6 separate regions of the Homo sapiens genome follow, and regions 1, 2, 3, 4 and 5 are each linked to region 6. Evidence: chromatin contacts called from ENCODE Hi-C data. All regions are on one chromosome and are shown on one strand. Each heading gives the region's core, a stretch centred on a gene start or an enhancer-like site at or near the end of the contact. The rest is flanking DNA. Distances are from core to core; before and after follow the strand shown. Region 1 holds the start of LTA4H (leukotriene A4 hydrolase). Region 2 holds the start of USP44 (ubiquitin specific peptidase 44). Region 3 holds the start of CCDC38 (coiled-coil domain containing 38). Region 4 holds the start of PPP1R12A-AS1 (PPP1R12A antisense RNA 1). Region 5 holds the start of NDUFA12 (NADH:ubiquinone oxidoreductase subunit A12). Region 6 holds the start of RLIG1 (RNA 5'-phosphate and 3'-OH ligase 1).

Region 1 (2,700 bases), core at 135-2,634, 8.0 Mb after region 6:
TGCTACACTGTGTAAAATACACATGTAGCATCCTGCCCTGGTGAAGAAGCCGAATTTGGCTGTCTTTTCATGACCCTCTTATTTTTAAAATGATCTTCTATGAAATTCTTCAGGTGAAAGGTACCTTCAGATGAAAGGTATAAACCAAATACTATTGGGCAATTTGAGCAAGAACATTAAATATAGGTTATGATACAGATAAAATCATTGAATAATATTCCATGAATCTACAACCTTTCTTCATTCCAATGGTTATAGAGTTTGTAGAAGTATGTGTTTTCTAAGTGAAATAACTACTTGGCTCCTTGGAACCAACTATTAAAAAAGCGTATTGAATCATCCTTAGAAAATTTGAACGTCCCATCCGTTCTTAAATTATTAGAAGAAAGTTGATAAGATTAAAAAGTAGAAAGGACCCTGAAGAGAGAGAGCTGCGCCTAGAGTTAGCAAGCAGGGACTGTTAGTTTCAAAGTAGGGCGGAAAGAAGAGGCCTGCCCGGCCGGGGCTGGAAATCCTAAGAGGCTTGAGAACGACTAGCAGGGAGATCCAGGGAACTAGGAGGGAGACGGATGGGTGGTGCCCTGCAGACCTGTGGATTGAAATAAGTGTTCCCGGGAGGCAACCGTGGGATCAGGGATCGACAGGACATGGGATCTGAGACTTGGGTGAGATTGTTGACTGAGGAAGGTGCCCAGGGGGCTGGGAAAAGTCTGGGGCCTGAAGAAGGGGGTTCTGGGCCGCAGGCCGAAGCAATGGGGAGGCCATGGAGTAATTAGAGCCAGGAACTAAAATTATGGGGGCTACTGCAAAGATGACACCTAAGGGCTGGGTGAGTTGAGAGGAGTGGACGAGGCGCTGGATGTGCCCAGGGACCTCGGAGAGAGGATCCAGGCGAGGGGCGGAGGAGACATACGTATAAGTGGGGGCTGAGGGAAGGGATGCAGAGGCGTAAGCGGGGTTGAGAAGGGGTGCTGTGAGAGATCTGGGGGCTGAAGTGCACAACATGAGTTGGATGGAGGCTACAGAAGAGCAGACGGGGACGTGGGGCTAGGCAGGGGCCGCGGCGGGGTGAGCCGGAGATCCGGGAGCCCGCAAGGACTAGGGTCGAGGGGCAGGGAGCCCGGGAGAGGCGGGCACTGGGCAGGCGCCCCACTGTACCAGGCTGCGCAGATTGTCCTCCTGAGACTGGACCGTGAGAGCAGCAGTCCCGGTCAGCGTCCGGCGAGTAAAGTCGACGCTGCAGCGCAGGTGCAGGTGCTTGGTCCGGCAGACGGAAGCCGGAGAGGCCAACGAACAGGTATCCACTATCTCGGGCATGGCTCTGGGGGATCACACAGCACAGCGACCTACAGCCCAACGCTCAGCTACCAGACTCGTCGATAGAGAACCTGAGGAGGAGGGAGAGAGGTAAAGAAGAGGAGGAGGGATTCGCGGTGCACGCCGGGAAAGGAAGTTTCTTAAAGTCAGACGAGCGTTGGGGGATGGGTGAAGGAACTACAAGTTCCATGGTGCCGCGCGGCAAGCGGGCGCTTGGCTACCTGGGAGCGTGTGTGTTAGGGATGTTGAGGGGGACCAAGCGTGCTCCTGGAGCTGAAGAAGAGGAGGGGAGTAGGGGCAGTTAGAAGGGTGGCCGAAGGGAAATGATGAGAATGGAGGGGGAGATAAAACTGAACACTACCATTTTGGCTCTGTTCAACTTTCGTGGAAGCTGTGGTGGCAAACGTAAGAAAATCAGGTTCATTGGTGTTTGCATATAGCGAGGGCGGGGCGGAGCAAAAACGTAGAAAAGGCCTATCAGAAGGCTTTCTTTCGTGCGGTTCCTCGTTAGTATAGTGGTGAGTATCCCCGCCTGTCACGCGGGAGACCGGGGTTCGATTCCCCGACGGGGAGGCACAGTAATTGTTTTTTGTTTTTAGCTGTAAGTAATTCAAGGTTTAAACAGTTGTTTTGTCAGTTTCAGTGTTTATTATGTATATCCCCAGAACCTGCATCTCTCAAACGGAGAAAGCCAACATTCCCATCTTAGAAACTAATGAATTTCTATAAAAGTTATGCACTGGTCGCAATGGGAGTACAGAGCTGGGACATCTAGCTCAGCTCTGGGGCCTTTGTGGCAGGTGAAGGAGGATTGAAGGATGCCTTGCCTTTAGGGTGGGGCCTCAAAATTAAAACTGGAAAAATTGGAAGAGGCTAGGTTTCGAAGGACCTTAAATAGGTGGCCTTTTAATCCTGGGTGCATTAATGGGGGACCCACTGAAGAGTTTTCAGCAGGCGACTGATAAAGCATGGTCAGACTCATGTTATAAAATGCGGTATCAAAACCATTAGCAGGAGATTTAGGAAACTATTAAAATGGCTCAATCAGAAGATGCTGGGGGCCTGACATAGGTAAGTAGTAAGTTAGGATAGAGAGGAAGGAATGAATAGAAGGAATACTTATATAAGTGGATTCACAGATTGAGAGGAGACGAAGGTGGCCCAGGCTTTCGGCTTCAGTGGCTGGCTAGTCATTAACCAGAGGTAGTAGTCTATATGAAGAGGACAGTATGTTAGGCTGTACTTGCATTGCTATAAATACCTGAGACTGGGAAGAAAAGGGGTTTAATTGGTTTACAGTTACGCAGGCTGTACAGGAAGCATAGCTCCAGTATGCTTCCAGGTAGGCCTCAGGAAGCTTACAATCATGGCAGAAGGTGAAGA
Region 2 (2,700 bases), core at 163-2,662, 7.5 Mb after region 6:
AGCTACTCGGTAGGCTGAGACAGGACAATCGCTTGAACCCAGGAGGCGGAGGTTGTGGTGAGCCTAGATCCACAATTGCACTCAAGCCTGGGCAGCAACAAGAGCGAAACTCCGTCTCAGAAAAAAAAAAAAAAAAAAAAAATCTGATATAACACAGGAAGTTCTTATGTTAACAAAATAGATACAAAATAGCAACAATGTCTAATCAATTCATGTTTGAAAAAAATACCAAATATGTACATTAAGGTTACAACTGCATAAAATGTAGTCATGCAAATAAAGATTAAAGGGATGAATTTGCATAGTTTAATACTCATTTTGTTCTTTTTTCTATATATTTAAGTGCATAATAATTCTGATTCAATAATGACCCCAGTGCACTTCTCCCACTCAAAACATCTAACCTCTATGTTGTACTTTTGCCCACCACCTGAATTTCTCAAATGCATTAAAAGCATTACATGAGGGCATCTCTTAAGATGAAATATTTAAAATTTAAGTATTTCTGGCATGCAATATGGTTTTTCCTGTAATTCCTTGAAAGCAAAATATTAATAATAGAAAAATCAAAACTCTTGCTTTCCTATTATAATGCCATAAAACCATTCTGGAAGGTCGTTTGGGAGATAGGAAGAGTCTTAGTTGCCTCCCTCTGATCTAGTAATTGGGCGGGGTCTTTTAAGGACTAAAATGATGTGAATAAATGAAGAGAAAAAGTGAAATGGGAAGAAAAGCAAAGGCAAGCTGTGTAAGGCATAGGTGGAGAGTGCTGAATAGTGTCTTCAATAAAATGCCTTAATACAATGATGTAAGCTAGGAAGAGGTGCGGAGTGGGAAGGGAAGAGGCTGGAGACAAATTCTCATTACTAGTGTTAGTAATTAAAGAGCAGATGTTTGTAGTTTAGCTTTTTCTTCATACTTATTACTACTTATTCAACTTTGAAATTTCCTCAGCTACCATTTTATTCATGATCTTCACTATCTAGGCCTAAATTATAGCATGCTCTAGCTCATTTCCTGAGCTCCAGAACCTCTCTATTGCAATTTTATTTTTACATAGCAATCATAGTCATTCTTCTCCTTAAATTTTCCTATTTGTTTTTTAACCCGTCTCATCGAATCTAAGCTTTTTACTGTAACATTAAAAAAAAGAAAAGAAAAAAGCCTCCTTCCCTGCCCACCTTCATCAATGATGTCCCCAAACTTACCTATTAAAACCTCAAAATCAGTCTTTCCCCAGGTCGGCCTTTGGATAACTCAGAGGTCAGTCCCTGCAGGATCGCCCAGTTTCCATCAGGGCAAATGCTGATCTCCTAAGTGAAAAGTCCTGGCGGCTGCCTCCAGTGCCCCCCTGCAAATCATTACAAATCAACCTCTTTCAGGTTTGGCTTAAACTCTCACCTCCTGGAAACTGCTTTCCTGAAGTCACAAACCGGGCGTGCAGATCCCCATCCCCCACCCCCAGCAGTGCATTATTATGCAGTCACTGCTTTTGTTCCGAGTTCTGAGCCTGCTTCTATTTGCATCGTAACCTCTTTGGGGGCCGGGACTGTGCACTTGCTCCCTTTCTATACCTCTCCACAGTTCCTAGTACCGGCCAAAAACACTGCTGAAATGCCTAATGAATCAACCAGAAGTTCCTTAGCATAATATAGGAGCGTGGAAGTGATGTTTAGGGGGGCTTCCCTTGCTTCCCTGATCCCCAGATGGAGAGAAATGGCAATTTGCCCTTCCAAGGTAAGCAGTTTCCTAAACCAGATAAAATTTTAACGATTCTGAAACCTAATGGATGTGTAACTACTCAATTCTGAGTTACTACACAAACAGTTTTGCCCTTTGTATCCTGAGAGAAAAGTACGAATGAATTAAAAGAAGACAAAACATTGTAAATTTCATAAACCTCAGAGTGGCTTTTTATGCTTTATGTCGATTTTTAGAATTTCCTAGTCCAGTCTTTCATGAATCGAAGAATATTTCAGGAATCATAATTGCAGACTAAAGAATTTATGAGCTTGTGAAATTTTAGGAATCACTTTTAAGACTTTTCAGAGTTTTACAGACAATGCTCTTACCTAATAACTAATATTCGCTTAACATTTTTTTCAACACCTAAATGCCTGGCACCATGCTAAGCATTGAGATATTCATAGCATTCATTTCAATGGTTATGAGGAGATGAAGGATTGAGCAGAGGAAGTGGGTAAAGAAACGCTAAATAACTCAGCCATAAACTTTTGATTAAGGTGTAGCAACACACTTCAGTTGAACTTTTTAAATGAGAGGAACCCAAACGACCTTAAATTTCTGGCAAATATGAAAGAAAGGAGTTGAGAAAAAAGGAGTATGGAAAAAAGAGCAGCAGATGTAAGCTATGGCCTTAGTGGAGGAAAGTGAGTAGAAGGGGCTTTAGAATTCGCCTTTTTTCTTTAATTCTAAGAATGAGGTTGGTAGCAGGTAAGGAAGGTAAATGCCAGCTGAGTAGATGGTACCAAAGTTGATTTGTTTTTAAAAGACCATTGTTTATTTGGTGGTCTGTCAGGGAAACTTGTACCTTGCAGGTGAATTTCCAACATAGGCCTACTGGAAACTGAAACCCTGAGCCCCAGGGTTTAGGTATAAATGGAAGCAAAATTGTGAAGTGAGTCCATTTCTCCCCCTTTTTAAACATAAACATCCACTCCACCTCCACCCTATACTCAG
Region 3 (2,766 bases), core at 244-2,743, 7.9 Mb after region 6:
GTAATGTTGTCTGTCTGGACTGTGAATCAGATGCACAGTTCACCCACAAACATAAATACCTATGAAAAAGAAATATAATTTCTTTTAGACTCACCCAGAACTTGCAAGCTTTAAGTACATGGTCTGTGAAGTCAGGAGAGGAACTATACTATTGGCTGAAATCTAATCTTTAACTTAATTGGCCAGGAAGACAAATAGCAGGATTAAAACACACGAATAATAGTAATAATACCTATTACTTGTTTAGAGCTGGGCACTGGGCTAAGTGATTTATGTTTTATTTTATTTAAAACTCAGACAAGCCCATAAAGTAGAAACAGCTCTCCCTATGATGAGGATGAGAAAACGAGGCTTCGAGAAATTACTGTAAAGAAATTCCCCAAGGTCAAACAGCTTATAGGAAACAGAACTCAGACTAAGACAAGTTTATTGAACCCTATTTTTCTATAATTTTAACCCATCCTTTATACATACAATTGCATAGTTCTGCAAATATGCCTAAAATTGCAAAATGTAACTGATTAAAGTCTTCAGCAGAAATTTTATAATAGAAAATTTTAATATTTCTCTGTGAATTAGTGACTTTATGTGTTTCTATTCCCCACTATTTCTACTTCTCTTTTTAAAGACATAGAAATATATGTATGTATAAACTTTTTAAAAGCTATGCACACACACACACAAACAACCTGTTTGTGATTGTGTATATGAGCTGTGAATAATCTTCTGATGCCCCCTCCCCCCCACCCTTAGGGTCTCTTTCACTCACATTGTCTATATATTTTCCAATTTTTATCTTTCTCTTTCCTAACTGATCTCTCTTTTATAGGCCATAATATGAAGCTAAATTATATTCTTATTTATCGTGGTCATCTAAAGGAGTGTTTGCTTTCTGTTCCAGGTTTTTTTAATGAGACTAAATTAACTTTTATATTTTGTGGGTTTGCAGGCTTAGTCTGCTTTTATAGTATATTATTTGTGTCCACATCTATCACTTTTATTGTAAAGTCTTTACTGGGCAGGGAAAGCGCCTTTCCTATCTTTGTATGTTCCACAAGACTTAACACAGAGCTTGTGATAAACATGAATAAACGAAATCAAGTAATTAAGGACTCAAAAGCCTGGGCCTGGCAGTGTTTCCATAGCAATTGGTAGCAGGAAGCGACGAGGCTGAGAATCACAGACCATCTTCCATAAACTTGATTCTGTCTCCAATTTTGGTCGCAAGTTGCTTGTAGGCCCACCAGACACAGCTGAGGGGTGGGAGGGGGCATGCGGAGGGGCGGACACTGAGCTGAAACCTATTTTACCTCAGCGAGTTTGGATCCAGGAGCCTTTCCAACCTATCGTTCGGGAAGGCGTTGTGGGAAAAGTGGGCGGAGGTGCCAATCGATCCTCCAGTCTCGGCTCTATCCTCCCCCAGCCCGGTTCCCGGTCATCTCAGGGACCGTCTGGTAGCTGATCCCGGAACGCAGCTGGCCAACGGATAAGTGCGGGGCACCCGCCACCCGCGCGGACCCAGGAGCACCTCCCCTACCGCATCCCCCTCCTCCCCACCCCCAGGTTCCCTCGGCTCGCGGCCCTCCGCGTCCCGGGCTCCCGCCCCAGAACCTGTGGGCAGATGTTTCCTCCACGCAGTACCCTCCCGGGGCTCTGCCTCCAGGCTCGCGTCCCAGCACCCTAGGCAGAGGTTTCCCCCACTCTGTCCTCTCCCGGGGCTCTACCTCCAAGCTCCCGTCCCTGCCCCTGGGCACAGCTTTCCCCTACTCTGCCCTCTCCAGGAGCGCTATCTCCAGGCTCCCACCCCAACCCCCCGGGCAGAGGTTTCCCCCATGGCCCCCCTTCCGGGGCTCTACCCCAGGTTCCGGTCCCTCACTCCCGAACACTCCGGGTGCCCTCACCCAGCCAACCCTTGACGCGCTTCCACATACCACGTGATCCACACAGCTCACTTTGATCTCTCGGGGTGACCAAGCTTAAGTTTCCTTATCTGAAAAGTAGGGACACTAGTCTCCATCTCGTTTACTCGGGATGGGACAAGACGACCAAAAAAGAGAGGATTCCTCATCAGGTTTATTACTCGTTGCCATTCTTGCAATGATTACCGCCCCCGTTGCTGTGGTTGGGGGAGGCGAGCAAAGGGCAGCGGCTGCGAGCGCCCGCCCCCGCCCCACCCTCCCAGCCCCGGACAGCGCAGGCTGCGGCTTTTCGTCCTCCACTGAGTCCTGCCGGTGGCCCGAGCCCGGTGGCCTCCCGGCGACCCTCGGCGCGAGGCGACATGGCAAGCGGCCACAGCCTCCTGCTGGAGAACGCGCAGCAAGTGGTGCTGGTGTGCGCCCGCGGCGAGCGCTTCCTGGCGCGGGATGCGCTGCGCAGCCTGGCGGTGCTGGAAGGCGCCAGCCTGGTGGTGGGCAAGTAAGTGGCCGGGCGCGCAGGGTGGGGACCGCCACGGGCGGAGCTGGCCGCTCTTCCTCTCACTGTGCACTCTGGAGGGAAACAACGCCGTGAAAGCGTCCCTGCACAGAGATACACGGGCAAGCCAGCCTTTGGGGTACCTGTTGCTAACACGCTCTGCTGCTTGGGGTTGTCATTCCGTCCAAAGAGCTCAGAGAGGAACACCCCATTGGAACGCATCAGGGTCCTGCCTCTGCTGGTAAAATATCACTGTCCAACCATCAGAAGGGGTTGAGGTCCTCCCCAGTGCTTCTTAAAGGGAGGCCAGAAGACCACCTTTGTCAGGGTGGCCTGTGGTTATTTTATTCTTAC
Region 4 (2,760 bases), core at 70-2,569, 8.1 Mb before region 6:
ATCTCTGACACTGCGGCAAACTTCGAGTATCAGACTCAACACGTTCCGGTCCGGAGGTGGGCAAGCCCTTTAGAGGGCTTCCTTACTCTACCCACTTCCATCCCCTTCCTTTCAGCCGGTGCAGATCAGCTAATTACACCCTGTTTTCCCCTCCCCAGTGACCAAGAGTAATAAATGAGAAAACAGGAAATCGTTCGTTCAGGGCACTCGGCTTAGGGCTCTAGATTACTATTATTATCATCATTTGTAATCAAGTCCTAAAAAGTGCAACAAATCCAATGCCCACCTACAAGTCAAAGATGTTCATCTGCCTAACCGTCCGTAATGCCCCTTGTTAGTTTTCTTCCTTCAGCATCCACCCCTCCGAATATACCACTGACACCGGGGCCCAGGCACAACCCCACTACACCCCTCCTTGTCTCGACCCCAAATCCCAGACTTATCCACGAATGGCCCTGGGGCCCCAAACGACCACAGTTCCTTTTCCCCTATGCCCCGGAAATCACCCGGTTCCCAACTCCACCAGCAACTGTTCTGAAGGGGGGCCTCAAGCCCAGCGCCCTCCCTTCCACCAGCTCTCCCTCCCGCCCTCTGGGGAAACCGCCCCCTCACCCCGCAGCAGGGAGTCTCCCGCCGCCCCCAGCCTCAAGAGGTGGAGAACTGAGGGCAGGCCCGAGCAGGAGGCCGACGAGAACCCTCACGGTCAGGAGAGCCGGCGGCGGGGCGCACAGACCTGGTGCAGGGCAGTGAGTCCGTCCACATTGGCGTAATTGATGTCGGCGCCGCGGTGCAGCAGCTTGAGGACCTCGTCCGTGTCGCCGCTGGAGCAAGCAGCCAGGAAGACGGCGCCATCGTCGAACTTCACCTTGGTCTTCTGGCGCTTCACCACCGGAGGCTCGAGGTCCGTCTCGGAGCCGATCCAGCGTTTCAGCTGCTCGTTCCGCTTCTGCTTCGCGTCCGCCATCTTCATCCCCTCTCCTGCCGCCGGGTCTTCTTATCGCGAGGGGGGGAAGGGGGAGGCGGAGAGGGAAGAGAGGGGAGGCAGGGGGTGTGTGAATGTTTCTATGAGTGCGGGCCAGAGGAGGGCTGGGAACCCGGAGCCGACGCTCGAGACTTCCAGTATCCCACAGAGCACTGGGGCGGCGCACCCGGCCGAGCGGACCTCCCTTCCTACCACAGAAGCCCTCCCGCCCCCAGCACGGCCACCCGTCACCGGCGGCCAATCTAACGTAACTTCGCGAGATCCGGACTGGGAGGCGCCCTTCGACCAGTGCGCATGCGCCCTGGGCCTGTGCCCGCCCCAGGAAGAGCGCTCCCGCGAACTGCGGCGGTGGTGGCTGGGCCACCAGAGGGAAGCGGGTGTGGCCCAGGCAGCGGGGGCTGGGACAGACCTGGAAAGGAGGAAGCGGGGAAGGAAGGTTGTCCTGTCGGGCTGGGGGCTCCCGGGAATCCGGAGGCCAGCAGTGGAACCGCAAGGCTCTACAGGGCAGATCTGCCTCCCGTGCTGTCTCAGCTACGCCGAGTCGTTGGCTCAGGGCGGAGGATTTTCCTATTGGCCGCGTTATTTGAATGGAATGGAGGATAGGTCGTGAAGTAGGTGCTGCTGGTTGATCTTTCTAAGGAACTCAGATGAACTTGGGCATGTCAGAATTAATAACCTTTTAAAAGTGGGGTCTGTGTGGCCGAGGGTTTTAATGGTAAGTTCTTGAGGTGACCACCTATTGACAAGGGTTGACCTGCTGTAATTGCTGTGGCTTCCTGCCAACCCCCACTTTAGAAATGTTTTTCTTCCTCTCTTTACTTGTTTTGTTTTGCTTTCTCTCACGCTTGGGTTCTCTTCTTTCTTCCTTCAGTGCTTTAAGCCTGTCTCGTACTACCCATGAGCTTAGCTCAGCCTGATTACTGGTCCTTACCTTTTAAGGGATTTCTGGTTACAGCTCCATCTCTTTCTAAGGAGGGGTAAAGACCTAGCTGCGTCTAGCATTTAAACGGAACGTTAAGGAAGGCAATTAATTCAACCACTATTTATTGAATACCTACTATGAGCCAGTAACTGTACTAGGCACTGAAGATACAATGAAAAATATGACATTTATTTGAACCACCTCTTGAGTTCAGTCGCCCAAACAAGACTAATTTATCATCGTCATAAAAAAAAGACTTTAACTTTGCCTTGTATGACCACACGCGCACACACATAGGATTTGTAATACTGATGTCTTATGAGCCATCTATCTACAATCTCCACCAATTGATTTTACTGAACACTGCATTGTTACCATCCACTACTATTTTTAGAGCATTTAGAAAAGCCAAGATAAAAACCACAAAACCTTACCATGGAAGTTTAGGGGTCATCTAGACAGAGTCCCTCAAGAACTAATTAATTTACTTAATTTTACCCAGAAGTAGGATTAGAATTCACTCAGCAAATACTATGCACCTGTTCTGGGTCAGGCATTGTTCTAGGTGCTGGAGATAGAGCAGTGAACAAATAAGCTTTTCTTACTCTCAGCATGATGCCTTTTCCAGTGGACTACTTCACAGCCTATCATATTGAGAAATAAAATAATTGAGTAAAACGTGATTAGGAAACTGTCTGCCTGTGAGACAATTTTCTGAACCACAGTTATTAGGATAGCGATAGAATCCAGGTCAGGGTAAAAATATTTCCTCTGAAAACGTTGTAGGAATAGAAAATGAATGTAATATTCATAAGATATACCATTGTATGTTCATTACATACATTAAAGATAACAT
Region 5 (2,741 bases), core at 62-2,561, 7.0 Mb after region 6:
GAGCCGAGATCGCGCTACTGCACTCCAGCCTGGCCGACAGAGACTCCATCTCAAAAAAAAAAAAAAAAAAAAAAAAAAAGAACAAAAACACTTCAAAATTTGATAGGTGAAAAATATATAACACTGTTTTTAAAGTTGCATTTCTGTTGTTACAAGTGAGAATGAGCATTTTTCCATACCTTCATTGGCTGTTTACTTTTCTTTTTTCTGTAAATTATCTTTTTTCATTTTCTATTGAGTTTTTCATCCTTTTCCAGGTGTTTTGTAAAAGCTCATTGCATAATATGGAAAATAGACTCAAATCAAATCCCAATCCCAATCCAATTATTCATACTAAAAAATACTGCACTCACCAAAAAATTGCTTGTTGTCTTCATAGTATTTGTTTCCATATTTGTCTTCCCCCACTAATGTACCAACCTTCGCATCATTTGTCCTGTGAATACCCAAAAGAAAACAGACATTTTAGAATGATTCTTAGTTCAAAACATAAACGGAAATAAAGTGAGAGTAACAACTTTCAGACACAAGGGCTGCTGCATCAACTAGCAAAATGAAGAAGTGCTGGGGATGGGAAAAGATGAATTGACAACTGATGTGCTCAAATTACACTAAAAATATAAATGTAGTCTCTTCAGATTACAGGACTACTTGTATCTACTATCCCTCAGCCAGGAGGCACTGGAATTAGCAAAACCTTTAGGAAATCAAAAAGCCAAAGTATTTCATCTTCTTACAATGATACGAAGGTCTCCAGGCTCTTTCATTCCACTCTGGGTCTCCATTTAGGTTTCTGCGAAACTATGCTGCTCGTGGGATCAGTGAATGTCAGGAAGAGAAGGGACCATCATTATTACCTTCAACGCCTTACAGACAAGGAACTGTACGGCAGTGCAGGGAAAAAAACTTTACCAGGGTCACTGAGTTAATGTCTTGTAATCCTCATTACTCTCCAGGGCGTGGGAAAAGAGGGGAGCCCAGATGCCCTTGCCTCCGAGTCACAGCTCTGACTCTACAGATAGCTTCGGTCTTGTATCGGGGATATATGGGACAGAGACCAGCCTGGGGGTGGCAAGGCAGAGATTGGGGCGGTTGTCCTTGACAAGAGCTGTGGATTCTCCAAGGTGACCCGAGCCTGGGACCCCTTCCAAGAAATCAGCCAGCGAAAGTCCAGCCCCAGAGGCCAAGAGCATGGCTCTGGCCGCCTACCTGAAAAAAACCCGTAGATAGCCTCGGAGACCGCCGTGGCCGGTGATCTGCTGCAGCCCGCGTTTCAGGACCTGCACTAACTCCATCTTGCCTCGCTGGCCCCGCCTCCCGGGTGCGCCGAGCAAAACCCACCGGATGGAAGCTGCCACTCAGCCGCAGGAAGCCCACGCCCAGAAGGTTCTCACGCGAACGCCAGACGTGGTGGCTCTGCGCGTGCGCAGAGCTAGGTCTTGCCTACGCGGTCATGTTCTGGCTTCCCAAGTAGGCAGAATTGGTTTCCCCTGGAAGCAAAGGTACCTTAAAATTTAGTTTTCAGAGGTTAAATCTAGAAGGCGGGCATATGCTGGAAAGCTCACCTACACGAGGCTTTCTCACACGGGGATTCCCCCTTTGGGAATTTCAGTTTCCTCATCTAAAAATAATTGGCTCTGGTGGGCGCGGTGGCTCACTGTTGTAATCCCAGCACTTTGGGAGGCCGGGTAGGGAGGATCGTTTGAGCCCAGGAGTTCGAGACCAGCCTCGCCAACACAGCGAGAATTCTGTCTCTACAAAAAAAAAAAAAAAATTAAAAATTAGCTGGATGTGGTGGCGCGTGCCCGTAGTCCCAGCTACTCGGTAGGCTGAGGCTTAGATGGGAGCATCGCTTGAGCCTAAAAAATTTCAATATTACTTCATTTGTTAACCACAATTCTTCTACAAAGAGAAACCTCCCTTCAACTATTTGGCTCCTGAGATACAATTAATGTAGGAAAGGCAGTATGGGTGCTTGATTCTCTTACTTTTTTTTTGTTTTTTAATTTTAGAGACAGGCTCTCTGTCACCCAGGCTGAAATACAGTGGTGTGATCATAGCTCACTGCAGCCTCAAACTCCTGTGCTCAAGCAGTCCTCCCATTTAAGTAAGTGCCACCACCCCTGGCTAATTTTTTTTTTTTTAGAGATGGGCATCTTGTTATGTTGCCCAGGTTGGTTTTGAACTCTGGCCTCAAGTGATCCTCCTGCCTCAGCCTCTCAAAATGCTGGGATTACAGGTGTAAGCCACCACACCCAGCCGATTCTTTCCCTTATGTGTGTTTTCAAAATAACAATTTAGTTCCCTAGCTTTTTTTTTTTTTTTTTGGTAGTGGTGGTTAAAAACACAAAATATAAAATTTACCATTTTAACCATTTTTAAGTGTACAGTAGTGTTAACCACATGCACATTGTTGCGCAACAGATCTCTAGAACTTATTCTTCTTGCAAAACAGAAACTTTATATCCATGGAACAACTTTTTCCTCTTTCTCCATCCCCTGCCAACCACCATTCTACTTCTGTTTCTAAGAGTTTAACTACTTTAGATACTTCATATAAGTAGAATCATGAGGTGTTTGTCTTTTAGGACCTGGCTTATTTCACTTAGCATGATATCCACAAGGCTCATCCATAGTGTAGTATATGACAGGATTTTCTTCTTTTTATAAATGTTGAATAATATTCCACTGTATGTATATGCCACCCAGTTACCTGTCCATAAACATTTCTGCTGATTCCG
Region 6 (2,700 bases), core at 23-2,522:
CCAACAGCACACAGCCAGCATCAGGTGTTTTCTTTTTTGATAAATGCAGGCGGGGTGTGATGTGGGAGAACATTTTGTGTTTTCCTGTGAGAAAAAGATAGTAGAAAAGAAAGTAAACACTTTGAAATGGCAAATCTCTTTCTTCCTCCCTCCCCTCTGAATCCAGTAATCAAAAAACTGTGAACTTTTTTTAAATTTTATTTTTTTTCACTGTCAGTATTCAATATAACTGTGAACTTTTTAAAGGAAGATGTTTTATTCTTTGAGAACCCCCTTACTAGTTAGATACCTCTAAGTGAGATATAGTTGTTTAATTTTTCCAAGGGCTAAGTCAGTAACATGCTGGACAGTTGAGTACATGCAGATAAGACAAAGAAATGAGACCTGGGCCTAGTCCAAGCCCATAAAGGATGGCAGTAAAGTCAAAATTCCCCTACAACTTCAGGCTAGGAACTACTACATTCAATGAGATGGAAAGGCTACTATTCCTAAATATTTAGTATTTATTTTATTTAGTCATTGTCCATCTTATCACTTACCCTCAAAATATTCTTTTGAGCAGTAAGTTAAGGCTGTTTTTAGCTCGCAGTTGATTGACTACCATTACTCAAGCCATTTGGGCTGTTGGAGCTCACCTTTAATTAAACAAGATTCTTATGAAAAACTTGAGAATGAAATCTGGTTGTAGGTATTCCTGTACTTTTGGATTAGTCTAAGGCTGAAATTTCGCACTCACTCCGAAAAGAACATCAGAATCATTTCGACCATGCTATGCTGCACAATAAGGAGTAGTTCAAACGACAACTTTTTTTGATCCCAGGTGTTTTATTATAGGGTTTTCTGATAGTCTTACCGGAAAGGAAGTTTTCATTCTGCTTGGGAATCTGGGGATGTCTCTAGCCATTTCTAAACTTCTACAGTGCTTCCCCCACGAACTAAAGATAACAGGCAAGCAGTTTCCATTGGAACTGTGTTAAATCGACATCTGAAATGTTCATTGCTTATAATTTGATCTTATTTAATTTCCCAAAAAATCATTAGTTACTAGGTATTGCTAAGTACCCACGTTCGGGAAACGCATCTTTTTTTTTTTTTTTTCACGGTTATTAAAACCGAGGGTGGGGGGCGGAGGACGCACGTGGGAACCCACCAGGCGCCTCAGCTTCTGCACTACAACTCCCAGAAGGCGCCGCGGCCAGGAAGCCGCTTCTGGACGGGCGTTCCCGCCCCTCGCTGGGCTTGGTAGTTGGGGCGCAGCCGCGGTGGCTGGGCGCGGAGTGTGCGTGGCCTGAGCCGTGCGGGTGACTGCTTCAGGGCTTCTCCGCGACTGGACCGGGCGCCGCTCGAAAGCACGCCCTCCATTCGCACTGCTTGTTGGGCTCATCATGAAGCGCTTGGGCTCCGTGCAGCGGAAAATGCCGTGTGTGTTTGTGACGGAGGTGAAAGAGGAGCCTTCCTCCAAAAGGGAGCATCAGGTACGGAGGAGCGCCGGGCAGGCTTGGCGGCCCGCGTGGGCTCCTCCCCGCGGCGCTGGCTCAGTGCGAACCCGGCGAGGGCGGCTGGGCGCTTTAGAACTGCCCTGCAGGCCAGGAACCTCTGTAGGTTTCCCTGGGGAGGTCTGGGGTGGGAGTTCCGTACGCCCTGAGCTCCAGGTTCTTGTACTTTTCTTAGTTGTGAGGGAGGGAATTTGCGAAAGAATTTTCCTTATCAGGAGATTCAAACTTGTCCTCGCAAGGAAATGGATAACTCACATCCACAGCATGTCCCTTCCTTTTCAGGTCAGCACCTTTTGGGGAAACCCCCTAATCAGGTAATTGCCACAGTCCAAGCTTTACTACTTTTCAAGAGTGCAGTAAGAAAGGGTGGATATTAGAAGACTTGCTTTACCTGTTCTGTCCGAACCAGTGGCGGTGTTGACAGTAGCCTAATTAGGTCACTGAAGTTCACACCTCATATTACCAGTAATTACTTAATTTATTCTAACTTTGGTGTTCTCAAGGTTTTCTGTTGCAGCAACGTGTTTTCCATAGTGTGCCCTCGGTAAATGCTAGTGAGTAACCTATATTTGGGTAATTTTTTCATATTGTACTATAAAACGTTGTAGTCTTTGATCAGTAGAATCCCCAGTGATTAGTTGGGTGCTTCCCAACTTTGCTGATTTCAAACAAAACCAACATGTCCATTGGAAATCCACCTCACTTGAGTTTCATCATTGGCACTGGCTTTCTCGTCTTCTGGACTAAAACTTGTTTAAGGCAAAGATTGCCCTGTTATCTTTAGTCCCAGCTTCTAGGACCTGGCACGTGGTAGGCACTGGATAAATATTTGTTGAATTAAAGAATGAACCCTGGAATCATTTCATGCCAGTTTTCCATTCACCTTGATGCTTTTTACCTTATAGCATCTGATCTTTTCCTGCTTTCTAGTGCTGTCACAGCTGTTACAGTTAATATTTCATGTCCTGCTCATTGCACCACCTAACTGGTCTTACTTGCCACTCAGACTGATCATCACCATGTTCTTTCCTCGTCAGAATACCACAGTTATTACTCAATGTTTGTAGCAGTAATTGGCTTTTTTTTTTAGCTGTAACAAATGTAATCCATATGAAACATTATCATCTGTTTTAGTATTTCACTCTACTGTGATTTTCAACTTCGTATGTTTGAGGGGAGTAGTTTGTGAAAGTATTCTCCACCA

Evidence for each region. A loop is a pair of places that touch in the nucleus more often than their neighbours do. Pooled maps may share reads with other maps.
Region 1: a pooled map shows a loop between it and region 6 (19-fold over the local background). The contact joins the promoter of LTA4H here to the promoter of RLIG1 in region 6. A Hi-C loop is called at or near these places in 6 of 50 pooled maps.
Region 2: a pooled map shows a loop between it and region 6 (4-fold over the local background). The contact joins the promoter of USP44 here to the promoter of RLIG1 in region 6. A Hi-C loop is called at or near these places in 2 of 50 pooled maps.
Region 3: a pooled map shows a loop between it and region 6 (11-fold over the local background). The contact joins the promoter of CCDC38 here to the promoter of RLIG1 in region 6. A Hi-C loop is called at or near these places in 4 of 50 pooled maps.
Region 4: a pooled map shows a loop between it and region 6 (8-fold over the local background). The contact joins the promoter of PPP1R12A-AS1 here to the promoter of RLIG1 in region 6. A Hi-C loop is called at or near these places in 3 of 50 pooled maps.
Region 5: a loop to region 6 is called in a pooled map, with 12 times the contacts of the local background. The contact joins the promoter of NDUFA12 here to the promoter of RLIG1 in region 6. A Hi-C loop is called at or near these places in 5 of 50 pooled maps.

The regions. Positions count from the first base shown.
Region 1 is chr12:96,034,203-96,036,902 of GRCh38, forward strand. It overlaps LTA4H (leukotriene A4 hydrolase), which reads right to left and starts at 1,385. Exons shown (of 19, transcript NM_000895.3): 1 at 1,159-1,385. The coding sequence starts at 1,317. It overlaps TRD-GTC2-8 (tRNA-Asp (anticodon GTC) 2-8), which reads left to right and starts at 1,819; the gene lies at 1,819-1,890. RefSeq lists enhancers at 484-573, 1,164-1,583, 2,024-2,073, 2,094-2,143 and a silencer at 1,014-1,113.
Region 2 is chr12:95,550,064-95,552,763 of GRCh38, forward strand. It overlaps USP44 (ubiquitin specific peptidase 44), which reads right to left and starts at 1,413. Exons shown (of 6, transcript NM_032147.5): 1 at 1,209-1,413.
Region 3 is chr12:95,941,121-95,943,886 of GRCh38, forward strand. CCDC38 (coiled-coil domain containing 38) reads right to left here and starts at 1,494. Exons shown (of 16, transcript NM_182496.3): 1 at 1,311-1,494. It overlaps AMDHD1 (amidohydrolase domain containing 1), which reads left to right and starts at 2,211. Exons shown (of 9, transcript NM_152435.3): 1 at 2,211-2,415. The coding sequence starts at 2,279.
Region 4 is chr12:79,933,962-79,936,721 of GRCh38, forward strand. PPP1R12A-AS1 (PPP1R12A antisense RNA 1) reads left to right here and starts at 1,320. Exons shown (of 2, transcript NR_146535.1): 1 at 1,320-1,593. PPP1R12A (protein phosphatase 1 regulatory subunit 12A) reads right to left here and starts at 1,136. Exons shown (of 25, transcript NM_002480.3): 1 at 734-1,136. The coding sequence starts at 970. RefSeq lists enhancers at 1-521, 322-381, 522-1,085, 722-1,021, 1,068-1,362 and 1 more and a silencer at 552-641.
Region 5 is chr12:95,002,386-95,005,126 of GRCh38, forward strand. It overlaps NDUFA12 (NADH:ubiquinone oxidoreductase subunit A12), which reads right to left and starts at 1,312. Exons shown (of 4, transcript NM_018838.5): 1 at 1,210-1,312; 2 at 354-436. The coding sequence starts at 1,295. RefSeq lists enhancers at 943-1,570, 1,035-1,434.
Region 6 is chr12:88,034,264-88,036,963 of GRCh38, forward strand. It overlaps RLIG1 (RNA 5'-phosphate and 3'-OH ligase 1), which reads left to right and starts at 1,273. Exons shown (of 7, transcript NM_001009894.3): 1 at 1,273-1,475. The coding sequence starts at 1,386. LOC107984542 (a long non-coding RNA gene) reads right to left here and starts at 1,233. Exons shown (of 3, transcript XR_007063395.1): 1 at 1,151-1,233; 2 at 1-84.